Regions from separate parts of the Homo sapiens genome. Here region 1 is linked to region 2. Evidence: chromatin contacts called from ENCODE Hi-C or POLR2A ChIA-PET data. All regions are on one chromosome and are shown on one strand. The core of a region is the stretch at or near the end of the contact, and the rest is flanking DNA. Distances in the headings are between cores, read along the strand shown.

The links. Hi-C counts contacts between places; a loop is a spot of excess contacts on that map. ChIA-PET counts read pairs that join two places held with the same protein, here RNA polymerase II (POLR2A). Pooled maps may share reads with other maps.
Region 1: a map of heart right ventricle shows a loop between it and region 2 (2.5-fold over the local background). The contact joins two enhancer-like sites. A Hi-C loop is called at or near these places in 9 of 168 maps with a recorded cell type or tissue (endothelial cell of umbilical vein, heart left ventricle and heart right ventricle), 1 of 37 single-sample maps with no recorded cell type and 6 of 50 pooled maps. POLR2A ChIA-PET finds 5 or more read pairs at or near these places in 2 of 52 experiments (HepG2 and activated T-cell).

Annotation. Positions count from the first base shown.
Region 1 is chr13:32,283,986-32,289,809 of GRCh38, reverse strand. FRY (FRY microtubule binding protein) reads right to left here. Exons shown (of 61, transcript NM_023037.3): 59 at 67-177. Among named protein-coding and RNA genes, the nearest start is that of ZAR1L, 28 kb to the left of the region's middle. Within about 2 kb of position 4,334, at least 9 of the 41 ENCODE cell types and tissues checked have a DNase peak (open chromatin) inside an H3K27ac peak, as active enhancers do; they include heart right ventricle, where a contact is called at or near this core.
Region 2 is chr13:32,244,875-32,251,058 of GRCh38, reverse strand. It overlaps FRY (FRY microtubule binding protein), which reads right to left. Exons shown (of 61, transcript NM_023037.3): 48 at 3,557-3,736; 49 at 1,372-1,533. Among named protein-coding and RNA genes, the nearest start is that of ZAR1L, 67 kb to the left of the region's middle. Within about 2 kb of position 4,523, at least 4 of the 41 ENCODE cell types and tissues checked have a DNase peak (open chromatin) inside an H3K27ac peak, as active enhancers do; they include heart right ventricle, where a contact is called at or near this core.

The DNA of each region.
Region 1 (5,824 bases), core at 3,085-5,584, 39 kb before region 2:
AGTGAGGAAGAACAAAAGAAATGGTTTTTGTGGTGGGACGTGGGGTTGGGAAGCGTGTGGACTCACCTCTGGCATGGAGCTAACTTCGTGCACCTGGCCGATGAGCTTACAGTAGGACTGAAAAAGCAATAGCAGCTGGAAGTGTAGCTTATATAATCTCTGACACAGTTCCAATTGCTAAAGAGAGAAATTGCATGGGAAGAAACAGTTATTGTTAAAGATCATTCACATATAACTAGTGAAATCTCAATGGAGACAAACTTTTTTTTTAAATTAAGAAAACATAACCAGCTGTTATTCCAAATAAAACAGAAAAATGAAATACAGTCATTAAATAAATACCAGTGAGAAATCCACGGTATAATTTCCATTATAGTTTGTGTAATGGATGACTAATTAGAGAGTAGCACCTATAAAGGGACTGAGTGAACAACCAAATTTCCATTATATTTGCCAGTTAAATACCTACCAATTATAGCTGAGTGGTTGTCTTCATTTTTATAAGCTATAAATTATTTTTAAAAAGAAAAATTTCCTTTTATTAAAAGTATATTTGAAAGGCAAAACATTAAGTAGTTCTAGGTGTTAAACTTATAAATTCTGTAGACGCCTGGGCTTGTGTAAACCTAACAGTCAGGCTTACTGATGATCCGTCTACTCTGTGCTCAGTAAATACTTGTTGAATTAAAGAGAGATAAAAAGGGACCAAAAATGCTTAGAAAAAAAGAAATTATTAACACATTTGAAAATTTCTGTGGAAAGGACATCAAAAAGTAATCATACACGATGGCCCTTGAGCCACATAAATACCTCTCGAATTTAAAATGTTTCAGGGTCACATTTGTGCCTCTGTACCCTATAATTTGTTCATTACACAGCTTATGTATAGTATGAGGGAAAAATAACAATTCCAATGCCAGTGACAAGACTAGTCTTTGAGCTGTACCCTCTACACTTTGCCTATTTTATTCCAAGAATGAGTTTGCTCCCAGGTAGTGAGTGGATGGGATTCTGTGAAAGGAAAGGAACAGCCTTTGCTCAATAGAATTTCATGGCCAGCAGTCACCAGTGAAAGTGGATTAAATATGTGGTTTAAACTAAATGTTTCACTGTTCAGTTTTCAAATGGGGTAGGATAAATACGGCCTTTCTTTTACCAAGGACTACAAAGAATGCAGCTCAGAATCGAGAGCTTCTAAGGTGACTTAAAACTGTTTCCTCCCATCTGTTTAAGGAGAGAAATCACAAGAATTTAGGTTTTAGGAAGAATATTCTATTGGTATTATTAACAGACTTTTGATCCTAAATCTTAAAAGTTACTAAAATTCACGCTAAGACTATGCTGAATGGTTTCCTTTCTCTTCCCAGCTCTTCCCTGCTCTTTAGGGGAAAACCAATTCTGCCTAGATTCTTTGATCTCTCAATACTGGTAACAGGCCTAAGATTAAAGAAGCAGCTACACTGACTAATTAACTCAAACTGGATGTTTGGTTGTTTTAGTAAAACATTGTATTTTGTGGTTTTTAAGCTTCTCTTTAGAGAAACCTTTAAAACTCTGGTATAAAAGATAACTGCCAGAGACTTGCAAATAAATAAAAAAGTATTGTTTAAAAACAATATTACCTTCACAATTTGGGTGAAACCTAGCTATGAAAACTCTGCCTTTCCTAAGTGCCAAATCATGGTAATTATTACACAAAATATTCCACTGATAATATGATAATTCATAGCAATGTAAGTTTCTACTTTGGGGCGAAAGCAGCCCAGAATGCTACTAATAAACTGCCATGTCTTAATCTACCAAATAAAATAAATTAAAATGAGAAAGGGAGAACATGCTAAGAGATGTAACAGTAACGGTAAAAATAGGCTTTGTTATGGGTCCATGCCTAAATGGACAAAGAGTATGAAAGAAAGTTAACTTACTGCAAGAGATTCCATTTGCTACACAGCAAGCATGGCACAGGAAACAAAGGAAAGGAAAGAAAGTACAGGGTCAGTGTCTGCATGCAACAGAAAGCACGGCCCTTTTCCAAGAGCAGAACCACCAGCAGTATTAGCATTGCTCACCCAAACTTGATAAATGTTGCAAATGTCGTACCCATTCAACATGCATAGCGTTCCAGTTAAAAACAAGCTCTAATGGGAAACATATCACTGAAAAAACATAATGTTTACGTTTTTAGGTTCTCTGATTAATCAGTTTAGATTTTGTCAGTCAGTTTTAGAGACCAAAAATCAAAGCTTTTATTGCTTGAAGATTTTAGCGTATAAGTGTGCATAATATGTGAACACAGTAAAACTGAGAGGAAGCCAGCTTAGTTATTTGAAGAATTATAGCCCCAAACAAATTAGACTATTGCTTTGTATTAAGGCAGAGTCTTTAATATGTTCAGTTTCATGTCTGCTAAACTATGACCTTCCAATTAACATTGAATATAATGAACAATCTACATGGTATTTTCTTTAGTTGGATTGCCTTGCACATTGAGAATATTTTATAGGACTGCTATAATTTTTAATTTCAAAGGACTAAACATTGTATGCCCTCAAACAAGTGTGAGATATGACAGGTAATTTTCTTGCATTTTACTTTTTATAACAATTTTTTCTCCAATAGACAATTTCTTTCTTTTTTTTTTTTTTGAGATGGAGTCTCACTCTGTCGCCCAGGCTGGAGTACAGTGGCACGATTTTGGCTCATTGCAACCTCCGCCTCCTGGGTTCAAGCGATTCTCCTGCCTCAGCCTCCTGAGTAGCTGGGATTACAAGCGCGTGCCACCACGCCTGGCTAATTTTTGATTTTTTTTTTTTTAGTAGAGATGGGGTTTCACCATGTTGGTCAGGCTGGTCTCGAACTCCTGACCTCTTGATCTGCCCGCCTTGGCCTCCCAAAGTTCTGGGATTACAGGAATGAGCCACCTTGCCTGGACTCAATAGACAATTTCTAAAAGTAATCTACAACTAATAGTTAGTCTAAAATAATGAGATTTGTAACTGGGCCATGTTCAACAGCAGCTACCATCTTTTTTTTTTTTTTTTTTTTTTTTTTTTTTTTTTTTTGAGACAGAGTCTTGCTCTGTCTCCCCAGGCTGGAGTGCAGTGGCGCGATCTTGGCTCACTGCAAGCTCCACCTCCCGGGTTCACACCATTCTCTTGCCTCAGCCTCCCAATGTAGCTGGGACTATAGGCACCCGCCACCATGCCCAGCTAATGCTTTTGTATTTAGTAGAGACAGGGTTTCACCTTGTTAGCCAGGATGGTCTTGATCTCCTGACCTTGTGATCCGCCTGCCTCGGACTCCCAAAGTGCTGGGATTACATGCCTGAGCCACCGCGCCCAGCCAGCAGCTACCATTTTTTGATGTCACCATATCATAGAATTGGTTTATGGAAAGTTTGGGTATGCAGAAAGAGATAAGTAAAACTTGACAGAATGTATTTTTTTTTAAATCAAATTGACCATTCCTAATTATGCATCAACATATCTGGTTCTGAATTTTCAAAATATTTAAGGACCTAACAGTTTCTAATCCAATAAAACCCCCTTATTTTAAAGCTCTTTCAAAAAGTATCTGAGTTATCATCGGTTTAGTGTATTGTACTTGAAAATAAGGTACAGTAAATAAGAACAAATGAAACTATCAACTTATTAATTAGTATCGACAAATGTAATTAAAGGACTGCCACCAACAAGCCCTACCCTATCCTCCAAGGGTCTATTCTTCCCATACTTATCACTTGCTTATCATGTGGGGTTGGCACATTGATGCATATTATATTATGTTTACTAAGTAGTTTTTGGGACCCTGGCCATAAATTTCTTTCAAAGTTTGGAAGACAAACACCTGTAAGCCTCTGATGTGGAGACTACACAGCTTCAGGTGTTTACTATTCTCAAGAAAACTTTACATCTAAAGGTTTCTAAAACCAAACTTTCTGTTCTGAAATACAATGTCATATAAAATAGTCACACAGGGAGAGTCTTAAGTCTATATAGCCGCAGAATTTCCAGTGCGAAGACTTTTTGGACAACATCAAATATGACTGAAACGTTTAGTATGCAGTTTAGGAAGTAAACATTTGCTACTATGGGATTTACTTTTCAGAAGTGTGAAATGAAGCAAGTGCTGAGTAAATTACAAGGTCTTGTGTGAAGAAAACGGCTTTTTATTGCTTTCCAAAACGAGGTTATAATCCAAGGAGGTCATCAAATCAGTTCAAGTAAAATCTTTTCTGTTCAATAAAGGCAGAGGAAACTTTTCGACTCCAGCTTGGTGCTAAGGAATTTCATTGTCAATGAATTCCTCCCACTCAGCTCTCAGGGCACAAAACAGTGTTTTTCTTGGGAGATGGCCAACTGTGATGAATGCCAGTTCTCAGGATTCTTCCTAAACGTTCCTTTTTAGGTAGGCTAGTTCAGGCTTCCTTGATATTTATTATCTCAGAATCTTTTTGTAGGCCACAGGCTGGGACCTAGTTTGCATTTAGAGTTCCAAAAAGAGTGAAAAAAGCCTTTCTGGGGGGCCATTTTATGGAAATTATTAAAATTCCCCTTGTCCCACCGTCCCGTTCTAATGTTTTTCTGTATCCACATTCTAAAAATAATCCCTTGAGAAGTCTTTATAAACTTATCTGTGTTTTGGCAGCTTTAGGTTCTTTTGAACATGTGGGAATGTCCTTGTTTTATTTAGTCACGAGGATTTTCTTCAAGCCCCCTTCCTGCTCTCCTGATATGGCTTGATTTATAAAATTGGATTTAGAGGTATGTTTTCTCAAAATGAGGAAACAAAAGATCAAGAAGCCAAGATGTTAAGAATTTATCATAAACAATTGAGGAATGCATAGCTTTTAAAAGCCCAGAATAATTGAACTCCTGCTGATCGACAGTAGCATAGCCATATCTGGGTTCTTTCTTCTGTTCTCAGGTGGATTCTATGCTTATGACATAACCAGTCAGTAAAAATCTAAGAAACTTTTGATATGAGAGAAGATGAACCACAGTGTACTATAGTAGCTATTATTTTCATCACATTTAATCTCCAAAAGTCCTGGGTTTAAATTAATGAGATAAAATTTAAATAACCTAGCCTAATGATGAAATCTCCTAAAAGTTGGGAATAGTATGTACCCACTTGTTGCTAATAATGCTTGGGCCTGGCACATTGATGGCTATGGCATTATCTTTGTTAAGTAGTTTTTTGGACCTTGGTCATAAATATCCCTCAAAGCTTTGAAAGATAAATACACCTATGATACAGATTACACATCCTGAGACATTCACTTTTTTCAAGAAATCTGTAAGCTATCTTCAACAGACATTTCTTTAGCCAATATGAGAAAGAATATGGCTTACAGAGGAAAGACTGATTGACTATATCTGAAGGATGATGTTTAATAGATTATAACTTAATTGGAGAAAAGTCTTGTCTTGTTTAACACTTAACTTGTTCAATTTGTATAAGAACAGAGGTTGTAGGCTTCTCATTCATAGATTATGTAGATAGAAAATATATAACTGAGAAGGTTAGTGTCCAAAAAGACCCTAACAGAATGATGATTTGAATATAAGAAGATGAAATGTAGTAGGGCTAAATATAAATTATTGTACTTGAGTTCAAAGAGTCAAATGTTCAAGTAGTGCTCAGAAATATCTGTTGAATTATGAATGCATTAACTAAAATCAACAATACATCATATGGAAACATCTCCAGCTTTTCTGGGGCCACCTCTGCAGAACTGGATGATAAATTATGTTAATTAGCTATAAGGGGACTAAAGCCACTGCCTGCAGAACCCAGAGTCGAGAGGTCTGCAGACTTTGTT
Region 2 (6,184 bases), core at 3,274-5,773:
TTCTTCTTAACGGAACTCAATTCACTGCATCCTTCTTTCCAAATTATAGAGGGGACAGACACTCAATATGGTGTCTGCTCAAGGTCAGAGACAGGAGGACTTTGAGGTTAAGGAATGGCAGAAGACTCGCTAAACGATTTTCCTAAGTCTTAGTGGTCATTTTACAATTCTGGGAAGGAATCAATGTAGAGGAACACATTGGGCTGTATTTTCTTCTCTCTTCCAATGAAGTTTTCAGCTGAACACTCACTGAGAACCTGCTCTGTTGCAGCCGGCACTATGCTACATGTTCCATTCCCCTAACCTTTGAGAGAGAAGGTGAGTCCTCCTGGGCACCCACTTTGTCCTTCCCAGCACCCACTTCACCTTCTTCTGGTAACACTGTCCCTCTTTTTATCTCGGAAAGGCTCCATTCCCACTAAGTGAGGCTATGCCTCCCTCGCATGTCCTGCAAGATCTTTCAGAATTGCTAAGGATGTCAAAAGAGGAAAGGCCTCTGTCGCTCTGAAGTCATCAGAGCCAAAGACCATGTAAACCTGGAGCTGCCAGAGGTCATCTGGGCCTCCCATAGAAAAACCCTGCCTGAGAATGAAGTCACTGGAGGGGAAAACAAGGGCCAAGATGTTGGGAAGGGAAGGTGGGGACAGTGAGGAGACAGCCTAAGAATCCAGTTTCTGACATCTGTGAACTAGGAGCCAACTGTGCTTGAAGCCAAGATGAGTAAGTTAATAAGTTTCTTTACCACAGAAGGTAATTTTTCAGTGGGTTTCTGTAACAAGTCAACAGAAGACCCCTGAATAATGCAGAAGTTTTACTTGACAGGAAGCCCAATGGCATCTCTGCTATGCTGTGATGACAGAACTACAGAGAATCTGGCAGCAGTACCCCCGCCCCTTGCCATCTGCATGGCTCAGCCCGTGCATGGACACCATGGTTGAGGTGCCTGTTCCGTGGGCAGCAGACAGGGTGGTCTTTGGGTGTGCAGCCCTATCAACCCTTTGGGAGTCCAAGTGCTATAGAATTGGTTGGGAGAACTAAGGATGTGTTGTTTGGCCTCATTAGGAGAGTGGCAGAGGGGCAGAATTTCTGAAGGGCTGCCATGTGAAAGAGAGACCAGATTTTATTTTCTAAGCCTTGAGAGAACTGGAACCAATGGATAGAAGCAGCAAAGAGTCAGACTTCAACTCAAGGTGATGAACTGTTCAAAGAGCAAATGGGTTCCTTGGAATGCCACAAGACCCCATCCCTGGAAGTGCTGAGACCTATATGGGCAACCTTGGGATGGTGAGAGGGAATCCCTTATGACCCAGCCACATGGACTCAACAGGTCCCTAAACTCCCTCCCAGGACTGTGGGTCTAGGATTGCATACCTGAGAATACTGGGGCCTTTTCCAGCTCACTGGAACAAGGACGTTGGAGTTGGAGCCTGAGGAAGTGGAAGATGTGCTCCGGGTGACGGCCATGGCCCTGGGCTTCCCATCACGCCCAGAAGAATTCTGCAGCTCATCATACCGCCTCCCGATGATTGGAGTCTTGAGAAGAAGACAAACGCACATTATTCTGTCTCAATGGTTTTGTGATATATGAAACCCTTCTCCCCAGAAGCAACCAAGAGCTGCTTATTTGATTAAAAATCAGATTAGAGAAGTTCAGTGTTACAAGTGGGCTCATTTTCTCAACATGCAAGTACACATTATGAGTCGTTTTTCATCTTCAACATTTCCTCCCCTCTTTAGCGGCAGAAAAATGCAACTGCTTGTTCTTTAATATGCTTTAGAAACCACTGACAAAGGGAAGCAAAACATGCAGGAAACCAAATAGTCAGTTTTTGATTGTTTAAACTTGAAAAAAATTTCATATAGTTAGAACAAGAGACCAAAATTCCTTTCCCTCTCCCAACTTTTAATCATTAATCTTTATATACTCTCAATTATTTAAAAATGTATTTAACTTATTTATATCTTTTCAATTATTCAAATGACTGAGGTCAGGGCCAGGTACTTGGGCAGCACTTGAGAAATTTCACTTCCTGAGAGCTCCAGAGTGTGGTGGCTGCATAGGCAGCAATTCGCAAACTCAAGCTCCGAGCAGGCCTCCTCTGCAGACACCAGCTCATGGGCTTGACCTCGGCAGTGGCAGAAACTGTCAATTTTACACCTGGCTCCTGAGACCCATCATTCTGGGGCAGTTCTGGGTCTCTGGAGCATGCTGCTAACCAGCTGCATGTTTTTTTGTACCTCTTTAGAACACAACAAACTCAAATTGCAGAGAAAAAATAGCTTTTCCCCCTAGCCAGGTTAAAAAAAATGTGAAAATGGACCAAGATTAAATTGAAACCTTAATATTATTTACATATTAAATATAGATGCAGGTGTCACAATGGTAGCAAATAGTATCTCATCCTGAATACTGAAATGATGAAAGGTCAGTGAGGACCATTGTATAAAAAACCCAACTTGGATATGACCTACATAATAGTGCAAGTAAGTTCCATATAAGCACACCAGGTTTATTTCTTTTTTTTTTAATATACTTTAAGTTCTGGGGTACATGTGCAGAATGTGCAGGTTTCTTACACAGGTAGACATGTGCCATGGTGGTCTGCTGCACCCATCAACCTGTCATCTACATTAGGTATTTCTCCTAATGCTATCCCTCCCCTTGTTCCCCACCCCGTGATAGGCCTCGGTGTGTGATGTTCCCCTCCCTGTGTCCATGTATTCTCTTTGTTCAACTCCTACTTATGAGTGAGAACATGCAGTATTTGACACCAGGTTTATTTCTTAGTGAATTTATTCATTCAGCAGAGTTTTGGAAATATTTACTAGTGATCTACTAATGCACCAGATGTTGTACTGAGCCCTGGTTATAAACAGGAACAGAGTACAGTTTCTGCTTTGGGGGTTCATGAGTCATGGGGTAAGAGATGTGAAAGCAAAGTTATTTTATACCTTAGACTTCAATATAAGCCTCCCAAATATTTGTTCATGGACTATCAGGTAAACATGACTACTTCCTGTCCTTTCTTTTCTTCCTGACTCCTTAGCTTGGGTCCCTAGTCTTTTGCTCCTCCCTCTCTCTCCCCTGCCCGCTTCAAGGCAAGAATTTAGTTTTACTTGTTTAAAAAATAGTGTGGACTGGGGAAGCAACTATAAAAGTGGAGTCTATATTCCTGTAAATTTCGGTCATCTGCTGAACTGGCTGTCATTCAGGGAGAAACATTGTGGATATAAAGACATGACCATTGTCAGATAAAGAATGAGTGAAGGTCATGGTTTAAAATGCTTATGATCGTTCCATTTTTAAATACCTCTTTTTAAAATCATTTTTTACATAACTGAGGCTAGTTTCTATTTTTAAAAGCTGCCAACTGAGAGTCCCAGTGAATATGACACTCAATGGGTTCTTTAAAAAGCAAAACCTAATTTAGCCCTTAGAAATCTTCATTTGAAATAACTGTCAAATAAGTCTTCTTTTTTCCAGGCAACTACTTTTGATCTTTGCTACTACAAATTCATGCTAAAGTTCACAGAAATAGTTAACATAGCTAAGTACCTCCGAAATATCGAAGTGGAAGTCCAGGGTTTTCCCAGGTAATTCCTTGGAAGCACTAGTCCACACTCGATGTATTTCTATTTTTGAGAGGTCACTGTGCTGGTATGAAGGTAAAACAAGGCTGGCTGACCGAGAAACTACCAGCTTCAAGATATTCAGAGCTTCTCTCCAGTGAACACTCTGCAGGAAATAAAACATTCAAGGGTTAAAAATAATTTAATTTTTTTAAAGCTAATGTATGTCAGAATGACCAGTGAGAAGCTAGTGACCAGTCAGAATTCACTGACTTAAAACAGCGCAGCAGGTTCCATGAGAAGTAAAAGGCAAATGACATAAAAAGACAATGTATATATAAAAGGAGCTATGTTTAGGAGACAAACAAAAAAGACCAATTTTGTCCATTTCAGCTAAATTAAATTCTTATTAATGAGGTACCATTATGGTAATGAGGCACCTCCTTAATTTGAGGGAAAAAAAAAAGCTCCCAATGCATTTTATGACACTGACTGTTCAGTTCACTCTTTCTTAAAGTTCTCCCCACCCTCCGGTTTCCAGTCTTCTTGGTCCTCCTTCTAGTTCTCTGGCTCCTCCTGCTCCATTTGCTTCCTGGGTACCTTGATCTCTGTCTTCAGCCCTCTTTTCTTCTCACTTCTTGTCTTCCTCATTACTTAACTCAGGAATCTGGAAGCCCTTCTTAACCCTTTCTTTCCCTCCCTCCTGGTAATCTGTTCCCTCCACGGCATTCCTGCTGGCACTGGCTCAGCGGCACCCTCTTGGGCCTTGCCTGGACTATCTCAATGGCCCCTTACTGGTGTCTTGGCTTGCAGCCCTTAAGTGCATCAGATCCAGCTAGAGTGATCTTCCTAGAACTCTTCAGACCAAGCCACTTCCCTGACTAAACTCCTTCACAGACTCCCTCTGGTGGACAGGGTGGAGTCCACACTCTTTGAGCATGGCCTGCAAGGGTCATCTCCCCCAGGCTGCTGCTGGAGTTCCCCAAACTTGGCAAGCCCTCTCAGCCTCTGTGCCTTTACTCATGCTATGCCCTCATCCTTGAATACATTTCCCCTCCTTATTGGCATGTCAAATTCCTACTCTTCATTTAAGACTCAGTTTTACCATCTTCGTTTCTCTGACAACCTCCAATCAGACTGTGTGCCGCTCCCATAAAAATATTAGAAACACAGATAAACAAATTTGATGAAAGTTGTTATTATTATTTTTTGCCTGGACTTTGCAGTCAAAGCACATGAAATAAAACATCTATTAAATTCTGCGCAAGGGAAGCCATGGTTTAAATGTGAAATAAGCTACTATTTGAGTTAAGATAAAAAGTATCAGACGTCGCCCGCAGGCCTAAGACAAAATGGACAGCCTCATTAAACAACAAAATGGGGCACACATTCGTAGAAAGGTGTCAACTGACCACCTGTCTCCTGTGAGTGAAGTGAGAAACTGTTAACTGACTGCCTACCCTATGTGGTGTAAGTATGATGCAGCAACGCCACTTGAAAAATGCTTGGAAGTCACTTTCAGCATCAAATAATTTCTGTAAGTAATTTGGTGAAGTAAAGATGGAAAGGAATGTCTAAAATTTATACGGTATATCTTCATCAATGAGCTTCCAGAGAGAACCTAGCATTTGCCCTTGAATCCTACAAGTTACAAAGTACATTCCAGAGAAGAAATAGACAAATACAATATAGAGAAAAGGATGTCTATGCTCTTGAGCTAGGCGCTCTCTACTTAACCCCATCGTGGCCCTGCACTACTCCCATGGCCTGGAGCCTCCCTGCTTTAGTCTGTGGTCATGTGTTTTAGATTAACTTCCAGGCTCTAGAAACTCGTCCTGGTGTGTTTGAGCTATCTTTCCATCTATCTATATTCCTATCTTCCTATTTATCACTGTTGGCCGGGTTGGAGTGCAGTGGTGTGATCACAGTTCACTGTAACCTCAACCTCCTGGGCTCAAGGGAAACTCTCTCCCCAGCCTCCTAAGTAGCTGGGACTATAGGTGTGCACCACCACACCTTGCTGATTTTTAAAATTTTTTTTATTTTTGTAGAGATGGGGTGTCACTTTGTTGCCCAGGCTGGTCTTGAACTCCTGGCCTCAAGCGATCCTCTTGCCTCAGCCTCCCAAAGTGCTGGGATTACAGGATAAGCCACTGCACCTGGCCTTGATATTTATTTTTATTTTCATTAAAATAAATTGTGTTTCTGGTCTTCTCAGAGTACGGCTTTAAGAATCAATCTGGGCTGGACGTGGTGGCTCATGCCTGTAATCCCAGCACTTTGGGAGGCCGAGGCGGTGGATCACGAGGTCAGGAGTTCGAGACCAGCCTGGCCAATATGGTGAAACCCTGTCTCTACTAAAAATACAAAAATTAGCCGGGCGTGGTGGCACACGCCTGTAGTCCCAGCTACTTGGGAGGTTGAGGCAGAAGGATCGCTTGAACCCGGGAGGTGGAGGTTGCAGTGAGCCGAGATTGTGCCACTGCACTCCAGCCTGGACAGAGCGAGACTCAGTTTTGAAAAAAAAAATCAATCTGTAGCTGTTTGGAGATGTCCAAGTATCCTGCCAGGGAGGCTGCCTGGTACAATAAAACAAAGACACTGGCTTTGGATC